Regions from separate parts of the Homo sapiens genome. Here region 1 is linked to region 2. Evidence: chromatin loops called from intact Hi-C (ENCODE). Cell type or tissue: A673. All regions are shown on one strand. Each heading gives the region's core, and the rest is flanking DNA. Links, peaks and the distances in the headings are about the cores only. Region 1 holds the start of LOC124904907 (a long non-coding RNA gene). Region 2 overlaps TOX2 (TOX high mobility group box family member 2).

Region 1 (9,446 bases), core at 901-8,900, 63 kb before region 2:
AGATAGGGTCTCACTCTGTCGCCCAGGCTGGAGTGCATTCTTGCAGTCATGGCTCACTGCAGCCTCCACTTCTGTGGCTTAAGTGGTCCTCCCATCTCAGCCTCCTGAGTAGCTGATGGTACAGGCATGCGCCACCACACCCAGCTAATTTTTAAATTTTTTGTGGAAACTGAGTTTCTCTATATTGCCTAGGCTGGTCTTGAACTCCTGGGCTCAAGTGATCCTCCCACCTCAGCCTCCCCGAGTGCTGAGATTACAGATATGAACCACTGTGCTGGGCCCAAGATTCACTTCTTAACCTCTTCTTTACCCTTCCTTCAATAGCTTTCCTATTCCTGACTTCTTTATTTTGAATTATCTTTTGGTTTTCTGGGTTTTATTATTTTCTTTTTCTTTTTCTTTTTTTTTTGAGATGGAGTTTTGCTCTTGTTGCCCAGGGTGGAGTGCAATGGCGTGATCTTGGCTAACCGCAATCTCTGCCTCCTGGGTTCAAGCAATTTTCCTGCCTCAGCCTCCCGAGTAGCTGGGATTATAGACATGCACCTCCATGCCTGGCTGATTTTGTATTTTTAGTAGAGACGGGGTTTCTCCATGTTGGTCAGGCTGGTCTTGAACTCCCAACCTCAGGTGATCCACCTGCCTCATCCTCCCAAAGTGCTGGGATTACAGGTGTGAGCCACCTTGCCCGGTCTGGGTTTTATTATTGAAAAGCATTTTTTAAAAGAAATGTTGATGAATCCTACAGTCCCTGAATTTAGGTACTTCTATGCACACAAGGAAGATTATGTGAGATGATGGATATGTTAACAATTTGCTTGACTGTAGCAGTTATTCCATTGTGTATATGTACATCAAAACATTTTATTATACCTTAAATACATACAATGAATTTTTTAGAAGGAAAAAAAGCTAAAAACAATGACAAAAATAAAAAACCTCACATCCGTTTATTAGGTATAAAGTTTTTAAGTCATACTTTTATGCCCTCAAACCTCTGCAGATGCTATGCTGGTCTTCTGATATCAAATATTAATATGGAGAAATCAATGGGGGCAGTCTGATATTCTCCCTTTAATTGGTAACTTGGTATTACTGGCGAGGCACTTATATAATTATCCTTCTTAAATGCCTTAAGTTGAAGATCTTTATCACAATATATCTAGATTTTCATCTTTCTCTACTAATGTTTTTTTGAAAGCCATATACTTTTCAATCTTCACATTCAGTATTTTTTCTTTATTATATGATGGATCATTTCCATGGTACATTTTTTCTGTTCTCTCCTTTAAGGATGCTACTTATCGTTATGTTTACTTCCATTGTGTGTCATACATAACAATCATCTGCTCTAAATTGTTTCTGACTCTTTGACCTTTTTCCTTTGCATTTTGGGTGATTTTTCTATTATCCTATCTTGAATTCTCCCTCTTTATATTCCTGCTGTTGTCAGTTCTGTCCTGGCTGTTTCTTATCTATTTAATAAGAACATAATCCAATTATTCTGGTTCACAACTTATTAACTTGGCTCTGCAATTCTTCCAATCTTATCCTGCTAAATTTTCATCTCATCTTTGGCTTTTTTGAGACTATGATACATCTGTGGTCTAATTTTTTTTTTAATGTTTCTAAAATGTCTTCTTCTGAGATGAAATCTTTTTTTTTTTTTTTTTTGAGACAGAGTCTCGCTCTGTCGCCCAGGCCGGAGTGCAGTAGTGCGATCTCGGCTCACTGCAAGCTCTGCCTCCTGAGTTCACGCCATTCTCCTGCCCCAGCCTCCCGAGTAGCTGGGACTACAGGCGCCCACCACCACGCCTGGCTAATTTTTTGTATTTTTAGTAGAGACGGGGTTTCACCCTGTTAGCCAGGATGGTTTCGATCTCCTGACCTCGTGATCTGCCCCGCCTCAGCCTCCCAAAGTGCTGGGATTACAGGTGTGAGCCACCGCGCCTGGCTGCCTTGAGCCCTTTCCTAAGGGTACTAATTTCATTCATGATGGCGGAGCCCTCATGACTTAATCACCCCTCGAAGGCCCAACCTCTTAATACCATCACTTTGGGGGTTAAGTCCCATTGCATGAATTCTGGAGGGACACATACCTTCAAAGCATAGCCGTCCCCGTTGCTAGCTTCAGAACTGCTATTCTTGGTCATTTAAAAGTGTATGTCTATTTGTGGTTGTCATTCTATTCAATTTGGGGAGAGAGACATTGAGTGAGCCTGCATTTACTTTACCATCTTTCCTCGGATGTTTCAGATAATTTTAGAGCAAACCTCACAAAATAATTTAGTTATTCAATTCCATATTTCAAAAGTAGCTGTAATTACTCTTTGCGGCACATTTTCATATCACCGTTTCCTTACATTACCTCATTTAATCCTCTGGCAGCCTATTGAGATAGGAATTATTATGCCCATTTTCTAGTGGCTTTCACTCATCCATAGCAGTGAGTTGATGTGGATTAGATTTGTTCAACTCTAAATTTTGTGTCTTTTCCACTACACTGCACTTCTTTTCAAAAAACGAAATAATAACCTCCTGGCTCTATGCTGGCGAGTGCGTTTGTCAGAGAAATTGGATGCTACAAGGCATCACTTACTGTATCTACTCTACCTAAGGGCATGTTTAATTGAACTTAATTGGAACAACTACCCAGGGTTTTAAATTTTTATTATTATTTTTTACTAGCTCACTCTTAAGCCAAAAACTCACCCTCATTTAAAGCAGGTGTTATTATAAATTCAACTATATATAAATGTGGTGTTCGTCTCTGTTGGAAATAGGAGAAATATAACAAAAGCACTGGCTCACCATTGGGTTGGGATTTTCAGCCTGCCTCCTTTTTCCGTTCCACTGTGGGATGGACCACTTTCTTGTTATGCAGAGGAAAAAACACTGTGATCCTTGTCTTGGCTGTGTGACCAGAACAAGTTACTTAACATCTCTGGTCTTCATCTCTCTCTGCTGGGAATGAAAATATAAGGTCATATACTCTTCCTACCTTTAAGGTTTCAGACTTCATGAAATCCAAGTCTGGGAACTGACTCCAGACCATAGCTTCAGCATGGGCTTTGCTATATTGCTGGGCAGTCTTGGGAAAGTTCCTTCCTTTCTTTGGGTCTCAGTTTGCCCATCTGTAAATAGCCTTGTTAGGTAAGTTCAGTGGTTTTCTTTTCTTTTTTTTTTTGAGACAGAGTCTTGCTCTGCCACCCAGGCTGGAGTGCAATGGCGTGATCTTGGCTCACTGGAACCTCCACCTCCTGAGTTCAAGCGATTCTCCTGCCTCAGCCTCCTGCGTAGCTGGGACTACAGGTGCCTGCCACCACGCCTGGCTAATTTTTGTATTTTTAGTAGAGACGGGGTTTCACCAAGTTGGCCAGGCTGGTCTTGATCTCCTGACCTCAGGTGATCCACCCGCCTCGGCCTCCCAAAGTGCTGGGATTACAGGCGTGAGCCACCATGTCCGGCCAGCTCAGTGGTTTTCAAACTGTGTTCCAAGGAACACTAGGAACTGTGGAGGTGGAAACAGAAAGACTAGGCTTGTGCTTTATATAGTCCACCTCTGGGTAAGGTTACATTTGTAAAAAGTGTTCTATTGTTAACAAATGAAAAAATTGTTCTGAGATATTTCGTCCCATACAGTCTCTCCCTGAAGGAGATTTCTCCAGGTGAACGTTCTTAGAAACTAAAACTTACTACCTTAAGCACCATTTTGGTTTGATATTGAATGGAAATCAATATAAAGTGGAATTAGACATCTTGCCTTATTTACAGTAAGGCACTGAACATTAACTTTTTCTTGCTGTTAAGGATCACTATTTTGAATATCAACGTGACTCACTGATGTCTTGAAGACATGGGCAGGTGAAAATGACCCTCGGCCCTTTCCATGACTGTCTCCACATGACTCTTCCTTCCTTCCTTCCTTCCTTCCTTCCTTCCTTCCTTCCTTCCTTCCTTCCTTCCTTCCTTCTTTCCTTCCTCTTGCTCTGTTGCTGGAGTACAGTGGCACAATCATAGCTCACTGCAGCCTTGAACTCTTGGGTTCAAGCAGCCCTCCTGCTTAGCCCCCGAGTACCTAGGATTACAGGTGCGTGCCACTACACCTGGCTAATTTGTAAATTTTTTGGAGATGCAGAGTCTTGCTATATTGCCCAGGCTGGTCTCAAACTCCTGGCTTCAAGGGGTCCTCCTGCCTAAGCCTCCCAAAACTTTGGGATCATAGGTGTGAGCCACTGTGCCTGCCAAGTATGCTTCTTTAGTTTGTATACTGTTTTCTGTGATTCCCTCTTTACCCCATGGCTGTCAGGAGGTCTGAAGTCCTTACTCCTTTTTGCATTGAGGGGTCCTCCTAGGCTCTGAGAAGAAAGTCTCCCCATCTTTGTAGCCTACTTTTCTCTCCACAAATTTAGAGCCAGAAACCTGGTTGTCTCAGGACATCTTTCTTTTTTTTTTTTTTGAGACGGAGTCTCGCTCTGTCGCCCAGGCCTAGAGTGCAGTGGCACAATCTCGGCTCGCTGCAAGCTCCACCTCCCGGGTTCACATCATTCTCCTGCCTCAGCCTCCAGAGTAGCTGGGACTACAGGCGCCTGGCCAATTTTTTGTATTTTTAGTAGAGACGGGGTTTCACTGTGTTAGCCAGGATGGTCTCGATCTCCTGACCTCATGATCTGCCCGCCTCTGCCTCCCAAAGTGCTAGGATTACAGGCGTAAGCCACCGCGCCCGGCCGTCTCAGGACATCTTTATTGGTTACTCCAAAGATTACCTCCAATCTAACACCCTCCCTTCACTTCCCCAGCGACAGCCTCTTTCCTGCGAAGCCTTCTCCTCTCTGTGCATGGCAGGAACCCGTGACTCATTTTGGATTCTCCCATCTTCCTCAGCTTCGCCATCCAATTAGTTACCCTGGCCAGTCCTGGTTCTGTCCCCAAGACAGCTTGATAACTTTCAGCACATCCTTTAACCTCTCTGGGCCTTAGTTTCCTCAGGAAGGAAGAAAAGGAGGTACAGAAAGATAAAAAGGAAGAAACGTTTACTGAGCTCCTTCTCCTTGCTATAGGCAAGGAATTTGACACCAACCAGATTGGTTCAGATCCATCCTTGCTACTTGTTAGTTTTGTGCTCTTGGCAAAATAACACATTCCCTTTCTGAGCTTGTTTCCTCATCTCTAAAACGGGGGTGGTAATATGTATGTTGAGGAAGAAATGACAGTGGGCCTGGCACGTAGTAAGCATTTGGTATATGTTAGCCAGCGTGCCTGTCCTCCCTCCTGTCTCCCTTCCGCTTTCCTTCCTTGCCTCATTGAGAGCCTGTTTGGCTGTATTTTTCCATCCAGGCAATTACTCTCCCCACAAGTGTGTGCATTGTTTGGGAGTCGGGCTGTGAGATGAGGTTATGAGTTGCAAACACAACAGCTCCTCCAGCTTCTGTCGCTGGCCTACAAATGTCACGTTCATCCAAATAGCAATTTCAGGGCACACTTCTTTCCTGATTTGTTAGTACTTCTGAAAAATTAAATGGAGAGAACTTTGAGGTGCCAAGGAACATGATGAACTCATTGCAGAAGCAGAGCCAGCTCTTCCTCCACCCTCCAAAGCTCTAAAATTAGACTCAGCAAACCCTGCGAGGAGAGCTCAGCCCACTCTTGACCCCAAAGCAAAGGGTGTCCTGTTTGCCATGAGGTCTTGGGTAGCCTGAAGGCCTCAGTTTGGGGGACAGACCCTCAAGACTGAAGCAGAGCCTATGACGTCTCTCCCTCCCTCTGTCTACTTCCATCTGGAACTAGGTGCCACTGGAGATGCTGAGCAGTGACGAGCCACATTTAATTGTTTCCTCTTTTAGAATCAACTTTATTGGGGTATAATTGATGAATGATCAAATGCACCAGGCCGGGCATGGTGGCTCATGCCTGTATTCCCAGCACTTTGGGAAGGTGAGGTGCGTGGATCACCTGAGGTCAGGAGTTCGAGACCAGCGCCAACATGGTGAAACCCCGTCTCCACTAAAAATGCACACACAAAATAATAATAATAATAATAATAATAATAATAATAATAATAATTAGCTGGGTGTGGTGGCACATGCCTGTAATCCCAGCTACTCGGGTGACTGTGGCAGGAGAATCACTTGAACCTGGGAGGCGGAGGCTGCAGTGAGCCAAGAGCGTGCCACTGCACTCCAACCTGGGCAACAGAGTAGGCCTCTGACTCTAAAATAAAATAAAATAAAGCGCACCCATTTCAAGTGTCCAATTCAATGGGCTTTGACAGATGTCCACATTCATAGAACTATCACCACAATAAAAACATAGAACATTTCTATCACCCCAGCAATTTTTATTTAAAATTCAGAAATATTATAACCATCCAGAAATGTTCAGAGATTAATATAATGAAATAATGCTTACAAATCTACCACCAAGGATTAGCAGATGTTACTGTGTTGCTACATTTGCTGTGATTTGTCCTCATTTCTTTCTCTCTCTCTCCCTCCCTTCATGTCCACTCTGAGAAAGAAAGAAAATTAAATAAAAACTCTTTTAAAGAAATGAAACATTATCAGTACAGTCAGAGCCTTCCTTATCCCAATGCTCATAGATAACTACTGTCACTACCCATGTTTTAAAGGGACATGTCTTACTCATGTTTAAAAACTTAACTGCCCTGTGCATGATCACAAAAAATATACAGCTTTGTTAGGTGGGCTTTTGACATTTATGTACAATAATGGTGTATGTGTCCTTTTGTAACTTACTGTAACTTGACATGTGCTTTAAAGATTCATTCACCTTTTTTACAAGTAGATCTAGTTCATTTGCCTTAAATTAGTATTCTAGTGTAAGAAGGTTTTAAAATTTACTAACCCAATCCCCTACTGATAGGCATTTAGGCTGTTCTCTTTCTCTTCCCAATAACATCAGTGCTGCAGTGCAAATCCTGAGCCCATGTATAGGAATTACTCTTTTGGGATATTTATCTGAAAGTGGAACTGTTGGCTCAGAAGGCCCCAGGGCATGAACCTCTCCAGCTTTGCTAGATATTGCCAAATTGCTCTCCCAGGTAAGAGTATCAACACCCTCTTCCTAAAAGTTCCTGTCTTTCCCATCTCCTCTGCAACATTTGGTTAGATTTTTTTCCCCCACTCTGATGTTTATGAAATAGTCTTTTGGTTGCTTTAATTTGCATTTCCTTGGTCAACAGTGAAGCTGAGCGTGTATTTATAAATTTATTGGGCTTTAGAGTTTCTTCTGTGAATGCTTGTGGATGTTTTTGTCTCTTTTTCCGTTTGCTTTTTAAATTGGATTGTAAAAATTCTTTATGTATTATAGATATTAATCCCTTATCAGTTATATGTATCGTAAATATTTTCTCCAAGCCTGTGGCCTCTCTCTTAATTTTGGTTTTGGTGCTTTTTGGTCATAGAAATTTTAAGTTTTAATGCAGTCAAATTTTTCTCTGTGGTTTATGCTTTTTGTGAATTGTTTAAGAAATCCTTCTCTACTCCAACAACATTTTCTACACTTTCTTCTAAAAGAGATAAGGGTTATTCTTCCCATTTGACAGATAAGGAAATGGAAGAGGTGACTTGTCCAAAGTCCACGGATGTAGGTGGCAGATCCAGGACTGGCCCGCTGTGTGCTGATTCTAAACCCAGCATGCTTTTCTTCACTTGGGGCCCTGGTGTTGAGAGCCGGATCTGGGAAGCAGATGATCGTGGTTCAGTGTGGTCTTGACCTGTGGTGGATGGACACTGGGCGGACCATGTCCTCTCTCTGTGGCTCCTCTTGGTGGTCCTATGGTCAGGGAGGCTCATGACTTTTCCTTTGCCGGATGTGTCAGTGAATACTGAGTTCCTAAAGGTCAGCTTTGGAAGAGATTTGGGGCCATGTGTTATACATGGAGAAACTGAGACCCTGATTGGGGGAGAAAGTTGCTCTGGACTTGCCCGTGGCTTATCCCACCTGCCAAGGGGCACAGTTCCAGCACTGCCTGGCTCCCATTCTGAACCCACTTGGGCCTCGCCATCCTGGCCTGGCCACTGGACAACAGTAGCCACCAATGGGGAGGACACAGGCCACCTGCCAGGTGACTGCACATCTGCCCCTTGACTTTGTCCTCATAGCAGCCTTAGGGCTGGCAACTGTCATCTCCATTTTACAGAGGAGGAACTTGAAATTTAGAGAGGGTAATTGATTTGGCCAAATTCATACACAGAGGCAGGAAACCCTGATCCCCATGATTCCAAAGCTCATCCTGTGTGACCCAGGATCCTGCTCTGTATTGGAGGTGACTGAGTCAACACTGAAGAAGCAGCTCCTTCTCTGATTGACCCTCAACTGTTAGAGAACCTGTGTCCCCAGCCCCACGTAGTCACCTCTGCCCTGAGCCTCTCCTCAGTGTCTCAGAGCCTCAAACCCTGACTCAGTCTCTTGTCTTATTTATTTATTTATTTATTTATTTATTTATTTATTTATTTATTTTTGAGACAGAGTTTTGCTCTTGTTGCCCAAGCTGGAGTGCAATGGTGCAATATCAGCTCACTGCAACCTCTGCCTCCCAGGTTCAAGCGATTCTCCTGCCTCAGCCTCCCGAGTAGCTGGGATTACGGGCATGTGCCACCAAGCCTGGCTAATTTTTGTATTTGTAGTAGAAACAGGGGTTTGCCATGTTGGTCAGGCTGGTCTCGAACTCCTGACCTCAGGTGATCCTCCCGCCTCGGCCTCCCAAAGTGCTGGGATTACAGGCGTGAGCCACTGCGTCCGGCTTGGTCTCTCGTCTTAAATCAAGGAGGTTTTCATAGCTCATGGCCCATCCACACACAGCCTCTGCCACTCCCACATCAGACTGAGTGGGCAGGGAATGTCCTACTTTCATCCATTCATTCCATCCCTTATTCACTTAATTTTAACTGGGCAGAGAGTCAGGGTGACGTGTGGCCTGGTCAGAGTCCTGTGCCATCTTACTTAACTCTCAGAGCCTCAGTTTCTTCATGTATAAAATAGGCACAATGAACACTCAACTCCTCAAACTGCTGTGAAGGTTAACTGAGAGGAACAAGCCTGTGGTTATGATTCCATGGCCAGTTTACCATGGGGTCTGTGACTGCTGCCTCGGCTCTACCATCTGAGCTCAGGGCTGCCTGGCCTGGAATGGAGGGGTGGGTAAGAGCACAGGCTCTGAAGCCAGAGTACCTGGATTCAAATCCTCCCACCACCCTGACTAGCTGTGTGATTTTCAGCAATATACTAAGCTTTTTGGTGCCACATTTCCTCATTTAAAAAATTATGTTAATAATAATGCCTACCCTATGACATTGTCATGAATACGAAAAAAAGTTAATACATGTGAAACACAAAGAACCATGTAATTATAGACAAAACTGTGTCTCCTCCAACCCCACCCCAGATTCATATGTTAAGGCCCTCTCAATTTGACTGTATTTGGAGAT
Region 2 (9,446 bases), core at 671-8,670:
ATGTCTTGATCCCTAGACCTGATTTTCCTGAGCCTCTGGGTTGAAGGAGCCTCTTATTGGAGTGTCCAGGATTATGAATTGGGAGAGAGTTGCTCATTTCCTCCACCTTCTGTTACCTTCTTGAATCTGTGCAGCAGAGAAAGTGGGTTTTGGAGGCAGAGAAATTGGTTCAAATCACAGCTGCCCAGTCCACTGGCTTGGGCAGGTGACCTCATGCACATCACTTAGATGTTCAGGTCTCAGTTTTCTTATCTGTACAAGGGGACAGAAATGCCTGCCTTCTATTGTTGCTGCAAAGATCAGATTAAAGTAATAGGTATGGAAATTCTGTCTAATCTAGAATGATGTTTCCCAGCCTCGGCGCTATTGACATTTTGGACCTAATAACATTGTTGTGGGAGTTGCTGCATGCATTGCGGAATGTTTAGTCCTATCCCTGGCCCCTACCTAGTAGATGCCAAGAGCATCACCCTGCCCCCAGTCGTGACAACAAAAATGTCTCCAGACTTTGCCCCTGGTTGAGAACCAGTGATGTGGGAAGAAAGTTTAGCGCAGGTAAACTAGAAGATGGTGGTGAAGCGAATTGCAGCACCACAGCAGGCACCGTGCTTTCTGGCCAGGGCTTCAGTCCACTGTCTCCCTTCAGTAATCCTGTATCCACAGGGTTGACAGTCATCTTATTTACATGGATTCAAACCTACAGGATGATTTTTCAGCATGGTTTGGGAGCAACAGTAAAAACATATGGTAAGTGATTATTAACCTAATGAGTTGTGGTAAATTGTAATTTTATATCTTAATGAAATGATGTTGTATGACACAGGATAATACATTTTGATCAATTTCCCTGATATTTAAAACTTGCTGCCGTACAGTTGCTAATTCTGGTGCCTGCCAGGATGAGCAACCTGATTGTGGTTTTTCAATATTTAATGGCCTGTTTACTGCTGGGTTTCTCAGATGTTCAACAGGTTTTTATTGAGTGCCTACTGGGTGCTGGGGATTCAGCCCTGTCCTGGAGGCTCAGTAACTCCAGAGGAAAGTTTTATTTACTGGGTGAATGGCTATGTGGATTTGTAATCAATTGGCTTAAAATGCAGAGTAATAATTAAATATAAAATTGGCTGAGCAGTGCCAATGCCGGGAGTGTGGGAAGGTTTCACAATGGCAGTCTTACAGGAATGCCAGGTGGGCTGCCTGGGGGCATGTAGAGTGGTGGGGGGTGTTCCAGGCAGAGGGAGCAGCCATTGTAGGGGTGCTTTGGGGATACTGTCAGCCTAAGGAGGGGAAACCTGCCTGCGTGGGAGTTGGGACACCAGCAGAGATGGTTATGAAGAGCCTTGCACCCCAGCCTGTGGGGCTTTAAGTAGAGGACTGTGCCTGGAACCAGGGGTACGGTGCACAAGTATGGAATGCATCACATTGCTGGATTCTGACCATCCTCAACGACTGTCTCTTGGTCTTCTGCTGATGGGAAAGTCTAATGACTTGCATTTGATTTCCCCCAGTAGCCCATGATAGATACTCTGCTTCTCAAACTTTAGCCCACCAGAATCACCTGGAGCACAGTTAAAACAGACTGCTGTGTTCCACTCCCAGAAGTTCTGACTCAGCAGGCCTGGGGAGGAGCTGAAAGTTAGCACTACTAGCAAGTCGATGGTGCTGATGGTGCCAGTCTGGGATCCACACTTAGAGAACCTCTGGTCTAGACTAGAACGTGGCAGGATTGTCCTGCCTTAACTGAGGACAGTAGAGATGTATTGCTGGCCTGGGGCATGGAGCCCCGGTGTGGACATGGTTAGGTGTCCTTCTCAAGCCCCTTGGTGGGTTGTGGGGAGAGTCTTCTTCACCATGGGGAAAGTCTCACATTGGGTTGCCTGGAAAAGGACTCTGAGATGGAGAGTTGCTCGTGGAAGGTTTATGTGGGGAAGTTCTCTGCGGTGAGGTGGGCGGAAGGGGTGCACCTGCAGGGGACACAGGAGGAAACGTGCTTGGGCCGGGGAGAAGCTGGCCTGGCCTGACCTGTGGTTCTGAAGAACGCCATCCCACAGGGAGCTGTGGCGCTAAGGTGGCTCTTTAGTGTTGCCCCAGATGGAGGTGAGGGGACTGCCCAAGCCTTTGATTTCTGCATCATCTGGTCATTTCAGCATAAGTGAGAGGCCTAAAAATGAACAGCAGGCAGTTCCCTTGGGTGAAGGAGTTCACTGCAGTAGAGGGCAGTCCCATTGAAGGGCGAGCTGCAAGCCCAGCCGCTGATATTCCTGAGGTTGGGGGATGAGCATATGGAAGAGGGCTGGAGAGTACCACTGTGACCATCTCAGGGAGATTTCCCAGGAAATCAAGGGCCAGCATGTGGATGACTTTTAGTGATGGTCACTCACTTGCTCAAGGTTCTTCTTTGTCTCATGAAGTGAGAGAGATGTGTCATCTGCTCTGCGTAGGAAAGGCAGGATAGTTACTTTTTGGGTCCAAGGGAAGACAAATGGTAATTAATGGAGTTTTTAGGGGCTCAAAGATGCTCTTAGATGCTCCAGGGTGGGATTCCAGAGTCCTTGCACTGAGCTGTCACATATCTTCCTGTGTGTTAGGGAGGACTCCAGATGGGTCTCCAAGGAGCTTCTGGGCCATGCTTAAGGAGGTCACCTCTGGGCAAGAGCCAGGGCTTTCTCTTTGGGCTGGAGTCCTGTCTAGTTCAACAAGAGGCCATCTGCCCTGCCCAGCCTCAATGCAGGTCAGTGTTTCTGGCTTTGCCTTTCACCATCACTGAGCTCCCAGGAAGCTCAGAGGCAAAGGAGGGGTCACCTGTAGCCATAACATAGGCTGCTGTGGTGTGGCTACTGTTCATTAACTCACTCCCAACTGCACCTCATTTTTCTACCATTTTCCTCTTTATCTTGAGTCCTGCCACTGTTTTATTTTTTAAAAATTGATTTTGCTCTTTGTAAGACACACAGAAGTATTTTAGAAGAGGAAAGACACAAGTGAAGTCCCTCTCACTCTCTGTCCCTCTCCCTTCTCCACACACAGCCCTGTGTCCCGGGGTGTCCACTGAAAAGGGAGTGGAGGGTGTACTTCCCATCAAACCCTTTCTTCAGTTCCTTACTTTTAATACATTCGTTGTTTTTATTTCTGGAATCATTTTTTTATTTTCCCAGAATTCTGAGTTTCTTGATTGATCTCATATCATCGTGGTCTATTCTTCTTTTATGGATATGTGACTATCTTGAATCTCTTTGAAGATGGTAATTCGATTTTTAAAAAAGTGGTCTTTTGTTTCCTGCATTTAACTCTGTTTTATTGGTGATTCTTCTGTTCACTTTTAGGCCTCTCTTTTATGCTGATATTTTCTACAAATGCCTGGTGATTCTCGGTTGACATTTAAATTTGTAAATGGGAGGGGGGCATCTAGATCTGTTCTGTGGTTGTGAGTTTCCTCAACATGGGTGAAAGCCGTGACTGCGTGGGTGGGCAGGGTGGATGTTGAGTAGAAACGCTCTGTGTGTGGTGTGTGAGTGCAGACTCTATTGCGGTGTGGGATGAGCCTACGAAGTCCTTGGGGGCCTCTTTGTCCCTCGGGTAGGCCAGCAGTTACCCCCAGGGCGCTGGTGCACTTTTTCCAGCCTTGTGCTCACCCGCAGGAGGGAGTCTCCCAGGCAGATTTCTCATTTCAATTAGAGAATTCTTCTGGTTGGCATTAGCCTGGGGGCAAAACCAACAAACAGCTTCTCCCAGGGCTTTGGACGGGCACAGGGGTCCCAGCGCAGGCTTCCTCTCTCTGGGAATGTTCTGGGGTTCAGTTAGGTGTTGGGTGCCGGTTCCTTAGTGCTCACAGGCTTCGCTGTCAGTCTGTTTCTTTGACTTCTTAGTTTCTAGCAGTCTCATAACGTTTCTGATCCCAGCCTTTTCCTATTTTCTTATGTGCCTTAAGTTTTCCTAAGAACTATGCTGGGCACATTTGTCCCCATTTTTTTAGGTGAGAAGACTGAGGTCCAGATGAATCAAGTAACAGAAGGGTGGCAGAGGGGGCTGTTAGGCAGAGCTGGAATTTGGCCCGAGCTTGCTCTGCAGCTGTCAGGGTGCCAGGGGGAGCTCACTTCCTCCTGCTGCAGGGGTGGAAGAGTGTATCACTGGCTCCTTGTCCTAGAGTGCTTTTTACATTACAGCTAATTAAAATGTGCTTATTTCGAAGCTGGGCCTGATTTGCAGGAATGATTTAGAAACTTGTCGGAAATGAATCGACTCAGTAGTAGTATAACCCAGGGTCAATGCCACGCATATATTTTATTGTTTCATCATGCTGTGTTTTGGCTTGAACTGAACTTTATGATGTGGAAGATGGACCCTGGGCCCTTTATGTCTCATTTATTCTGCAAATATTTCCTGTTTACATTATTTAGGAAGGTCTCCCACCCCCACTCCCATGCTTTCTCTGTTCTCTATGTCCACCTGAGATGGAAGTTCATTTTTATGCAAATCCAGATGTTGGATCCAAATGTGACTTTGAGTTTGATGGAAGTGCCTGGGTTCGTATCCTGACACTTATAAGCTGTATGACTTTGGACCTGTCACTTAGCCTCTCTGAGTCGTGGTTTCCTCACATAATCACAATTGCATCTCAGGTTGGTGGTTAGGTCTGTGGGAGAGCAAGTAAGTCTTCCCCTCCCTCATTTCTTCCTCCAGGCACTGTTTAGGTGAACCGAGCCCTCTGTAGAACAGCGAGCATAGACCCTATACTAGGTTTTAGTGCCTTTATACACTGTACAGTCTAAGGAGCTTTTCAGTTCAGGATCGGTGTAGCGCTTGTTCCCATTGGGGCTGTCTCTTTTCTCTCCTGTATCAGTTCCCTTCTTTCTCATTGCAATTCCCACAGGGAGTTTTTAAGGACCAATGAAACATTCAGACTCACAAGATGAACACAGGGGACACTTGGCACCAGTCTCCTCGAAAGATTTGGGACACAGCCTGACACAGCCTGCCAGCAAGGCACGTGAGCTGTTCTCTTCTGCACAAGTAATTCTTGCAACAGTCTCCGCAGTGGTCCACGAAGGTGGCCAGGAGCTATTCTCTTTGCTGCCCCCTCCCTCCCAGGATCTAGTTCAAGTGCAAAGGAATGAGATACACAATGGGTGGCTGTGGAAGCCACCCTGGCTTAGAAGCCTTATTGTCCCAGCTGCCATATCCATTGTAACAATTCCGTAGGCTTAGCTTCAAGGACCCAGGGACATGTCAGGTACAAATTTCTCTGCATCTAGGAAAACCCAAATTATGGCTTCTTTTTCAGATATTTATAACTTATTTATAGTTCCTCCCAGTTCAAATGCAACTTACCAATCAGGGGTCATTTTTACCATAAGCAGAGTTGCCTGGTAACATAGTTAACGTCCCACTTTCCTCAGGTTTCCAGGGGAGTTATGCTCCGCAATTAACAAAGGTGAAATTCTCTTGCAACAAGGAAAAGGGTTTGGTTAACCCTTTCCCCCATATTCATCATCCTACTTTTTTCCCCTGTGGGCTGGTATTTTTGGCATCTCTTTTGGAAGGACGAATGGAGTCCTCAGAAATATATTCCACACTGTGTACATTTTCTGATGATCTATATAACACACACACACACACACACACACACACACACACACACACACACACACACACATCATGAGATATGCTTTGGAGTCATACTGGCCTGGGATCAAATCTTGGCTCTTGGCTTTGCCACCTATGAAGAGTTAATTTCCTTCCTTCCTTCCTTCCTTCCTTCCTTCCTTCCTCCTTCCTTCCTTCCTCCCCTTCCCTTCCCTTCCCCTTCCTTCCTTCCTTTCTTCCTTCCTTCCCTTCCCCTTCCTTCCTTTCTTCCTTCCTTCCTTCTTTCCTTCCATCCTTCCTTCCTTCCCTCCTTCCTTCCCTCCCTCCCTCCCTCTTTCCCTCCCTCCCTCCCTCTATCCCTCCTTCATACAGCCATCCAAGGAGCATGCACTGCCTGCTGTATGCAAGGCTTTGTGGTAGGTGCCAGGCAGGAACAGGTAATTAAGACATGGTCCTTTTCCTTGAGAAGCATGATCTTATTAGAGAGACAGAAATAAACAATTTCAAATGTGTGTGGTAAGCATTATGTTGAAGTAGCACAGGGGAGTGTGGGACCACCAGGCTAGGCTGGGGACAGTCAGAAAAGGCTTCTCAGAGGAAGGGACACTTGCCTGTGCTTGAAGGTGAGTAGAACTTGGCCAAGTGAAGAAGGTAGGGAAAAGCATTCCAGGTAGAAGGAACAACATATGCAAAGGCATAGAAGGTGCTGAGAGTGTCAAGATGTGAGGCTGAAGAAGGGAGCCAGGGGCATTTGGAAAGCTGTTTATTATCTCTGACTTCAGTTTTCTCGTATACAAAATGTGATGAGCAATGCTTACTTGTTTATGAAATTAAATGAGGTAATGATGTATGTTTAAGCACCTGGTGTAGTTAGCTTCAATTCCCTTTCCAAATCTGTCTACAGATGCCTAAGAGCCAGGCTTTGATTTTAAATGAGAGAAGGAATAAAAAGCACTGAAGGGCCTGGCCGCCCACTTGCACAGTGCAGGTTTCCTGCAGCTGCTCTTGTGTTGGTCGCTTTATTGCTGCTTTGGACGGAGCACTAAATGTCTGCATGCCGACCTGGATTACGTCCTTCAGGATCAGCGAAGCACATCATTGTGTTTTCTTAATGGCTCAATGCTAACAGCAAGTCACGGCCTGTCGAGGTGTCCTGTGGGACAATTTTTCATCTGCCTATGGCCATGCTTCTGTCTGACGCTCTGTCAACACGCCCTGTCATTCGCTTCTTTGTCTTGCTTTGCCTTCCACATGCCAGCTGGGGAAACTTCGCTTTCCATGGAGTTTGGAGACATTTACTATCCAGTGACCAAAGGTCAGGATGAGCTGAGGAGCCATGGTGGCCACCATCAATGTCTTTATGATGCGTAAATTGGATCCTGTCTCTTCTCCATACAAAGCTACTCAGTGGGGCCGGGCGTGGTGGCTCACGCCTGTAATCCCAGCACTTTGGGAGGCAGAGGCGGGTGGATCATTCGAGGTCAGGAGTTCAAGACCAGCCTGGCCAACATGGTGAAACCCTGTCTCTACTAAAAATATGAAAAAAAAAAAAAAAAAACAACAACAAAAAAACTGGGCATGGTGGCTCGTGCCTGTAATCTCAACTACTTGGGAGGCTGAGGCAGAAGAATCACTTGAACCCTGGAGGCAGAGGTTGCAGTGAGCTGAGATCATTCCACTGCACTCCAATCTGGCGACAGAGTGAGACCCTGTCTCAAAAACAAACAAACAAACAAACAAACAAAAACAGGGAAAAAAACCCCCACAAAGCTGCTCAATGGCTTTCTGTTGTAGCTTGATGAACTCTTACAAACCTAAATCACATCTTCTTAGGTTTCTGCTTAAAGCCTTCCAGTGCTTTGCCCTGGTGAGTAGATAACATCCAACTCCTTTGGCCCATAAGTCCTCACGTGAGCTTGCCTCTGCCTGCATTTCCAGCCTCTGTTCCAGGAACCAGGCTTCATGCTGGGGACATGGTGATGAGCAAAGTCAGAGTCAGTCCCCCTCAGTGACTCCATTCCAGTCACCTGGCCTTCTTGCTATTTCTCAGATCCCCCCACCCTGTTCTTTTGCGCTTGAGGGGCTTTGCACATGCTGTTCCCTTTGCCTGGAATGTTCTTGCCCTCATTCTTTACATGGCTGGCTCCTGCCCAGCCTCTGACCTCAGCTTCATCCTCGTCTTCCCAGAGTCTGACCTGCTCATCTGTGCAGTTGTCTTTCTTTTTGTCTACCATAGCCTCTGAGTATTTTTATTTTTTAATTTTTTATTTGTTTCTTTATTTTTTTGAGATGGAGTCTCGCTCTGTTGCCCAGGTTGGAGTGCAGTGGTGCGATCTCAGCTCACTGCAACCTTCACCTCCCAGGTTCAAGTGATTCTCCTACCTCAGCCTCCCGAGTAGCTGGGATTACAGGAACACACCACCATGCCCGGCTACTTTTTGTATTTTTAGTAGAGACGGGGTTTCACCATGTTGGCCAGGATGGTCTCAATCTCCTGACATCATGATCCACCCGCCTCGGCCTCCCGAAGCGCTGGGATTACAGACGTGAGCCAATGCGCCCAGCTGCTTCTGAGTATTTTTCTTCGTGGCATCATATATCTGTGAAATTACTTGGTTGCTCCCCCTTCAGGATAATAAACTTTAAGAAGCAATAGGCTCATGCTTATTTTGTTTACCATTGCATCCCCATGGTGTCTGACCTATAGTAGGTGCTCAGTAAAAAGTTGTTGAAAGATTGAATGAATGAATGAGGCAGGTTATATTTTTCAGAGATGACCACCGTAACATAGCCCAGGCTGTGTTTCTAAGAATAATCCACTCACCCTCTCTGGGCCTCACTTACCCTGTTTATATGTTGTTGCCAGGAGGATTAAACACATATATGTGAGGGACACAGTGTTTGGGGCCTGCAAGTGTTAATCCATGTGAATTCTATAATTCTCCTTGTAGAAACATGCCAGGCCCATCTCTAGCTGAGTCCAAGGAGGAAAGTTGAGATATGACTCAAGAGGGATGATGTTTGAAATCCTTGTCCTCATGGCTTTTAATCAATGCTTGACCCTTTGGGGCAAGGCTGGCAGATGCAGCCCCTGTTTTGTCCCCTTCCCATCTCCCTGGGAATGATGACCTTGCCTTTGTCAGGAGGGAGGCGTCACTCCCAGTTGCTTGGGCTGGGGTATCTGGGGCACAGTTGGCCTGGCCTTCGGAGATAATAAAATCTCTCTCCAGCCCATGGGAATGTTTCTGTTGAGCAAGCAGGACTTTTTGGTGGCTTCTCTCCTGAAGTTATCACTCTTCTTTTTTAAAAAAATTAAACTGTAAATTATGAACACTATGTTACCTGCCAAAAAGTTTAGGAAATGAGGGAAATCACCTGCTATGATCCCACGGTGCAGATTCAAGGGCAGTGTTTGACACTTTGCCTTCTTAATACTCAAGGCTTGCAAACTGCACTGCCCTACCATGGTTTTCTGGAAGCCCCTTACCCATCGCTTTCTTTCTACCTATTCCTGATGTTTATTGTTTATGTCCTTCTCTCCTCCCTCCTCTATCCCCTTCACTAGAATGTCGGCTTTGGAAGTGTGGGGAATCTCTGTCGTTTGCTCATGGGTGGAGCCTTCAGAGCGACTCTGACTGCCAGGCCTCTGGTTTTAGTGTTTCCCACCCACCAGGCAAACTCCTACACATACATCTTTTATGTTTTTTTTCTTTAAAAGACAGAGGCTTGCTCTATTGCCCAGGCTGGAGTGTAGTGGTACAAACATGGCTTACTGCAGCCTCGACCTCCTGGGCTCAAGCGATCCTCCTGCCTCAGCCTCCTGAGTAGCTGCGACTTCAGGCACAGGCCACCACACCTGATAA

What was found. Peaks named below come from ENCODE experiments on the same cell type or tissue, not always from the same donor. Only the 100,000 strongest peaks of a DNase experiment are listed, where the experiment ranks them.
Region 1: it touches region 2 in a loop (2.7-fold over the local background); 2 of 110 quality-filtered maps call a loop at or near these places.

What each region holds. Positions count from the first base shown.
Region 1 is chr20:43,858,719-43,868,164 of GRCh38, forward strand. It overlaps LOC124904907 (a long non-coding RNA gene), which reads left to right and starts at 6,922. Exons shown (of 2, transcript XR_007067594.1): 1 at 6,922-7,057. In A673, for the core only: no CTCF peak of the experiment used is centred there; a DNase peak (open chromatin) is centred at 3,913; H3K27ac peaks cover 1,544 bases.
Region 2 is chr20:43,921,859-43,931,304 of GRCh38, forward strand. The region is part of intron 1 of TOX2 (TOX high mobility group box family member 2); the gene reads left to right. Among named protein-coding and RNA genes, the nearest start is that of TOX2, 12 kb to the left of the region's middle. In A673, for the core only: a CTCF peak has its summit at 4,054; DNase peaks (open chromatin) are centred at 3,553, 4,193, 4,923, 5,703 and 1 weaker place; H3K4me3 peaks cover 1,859 bases; H3K27ac peaks cover 6,804 bases.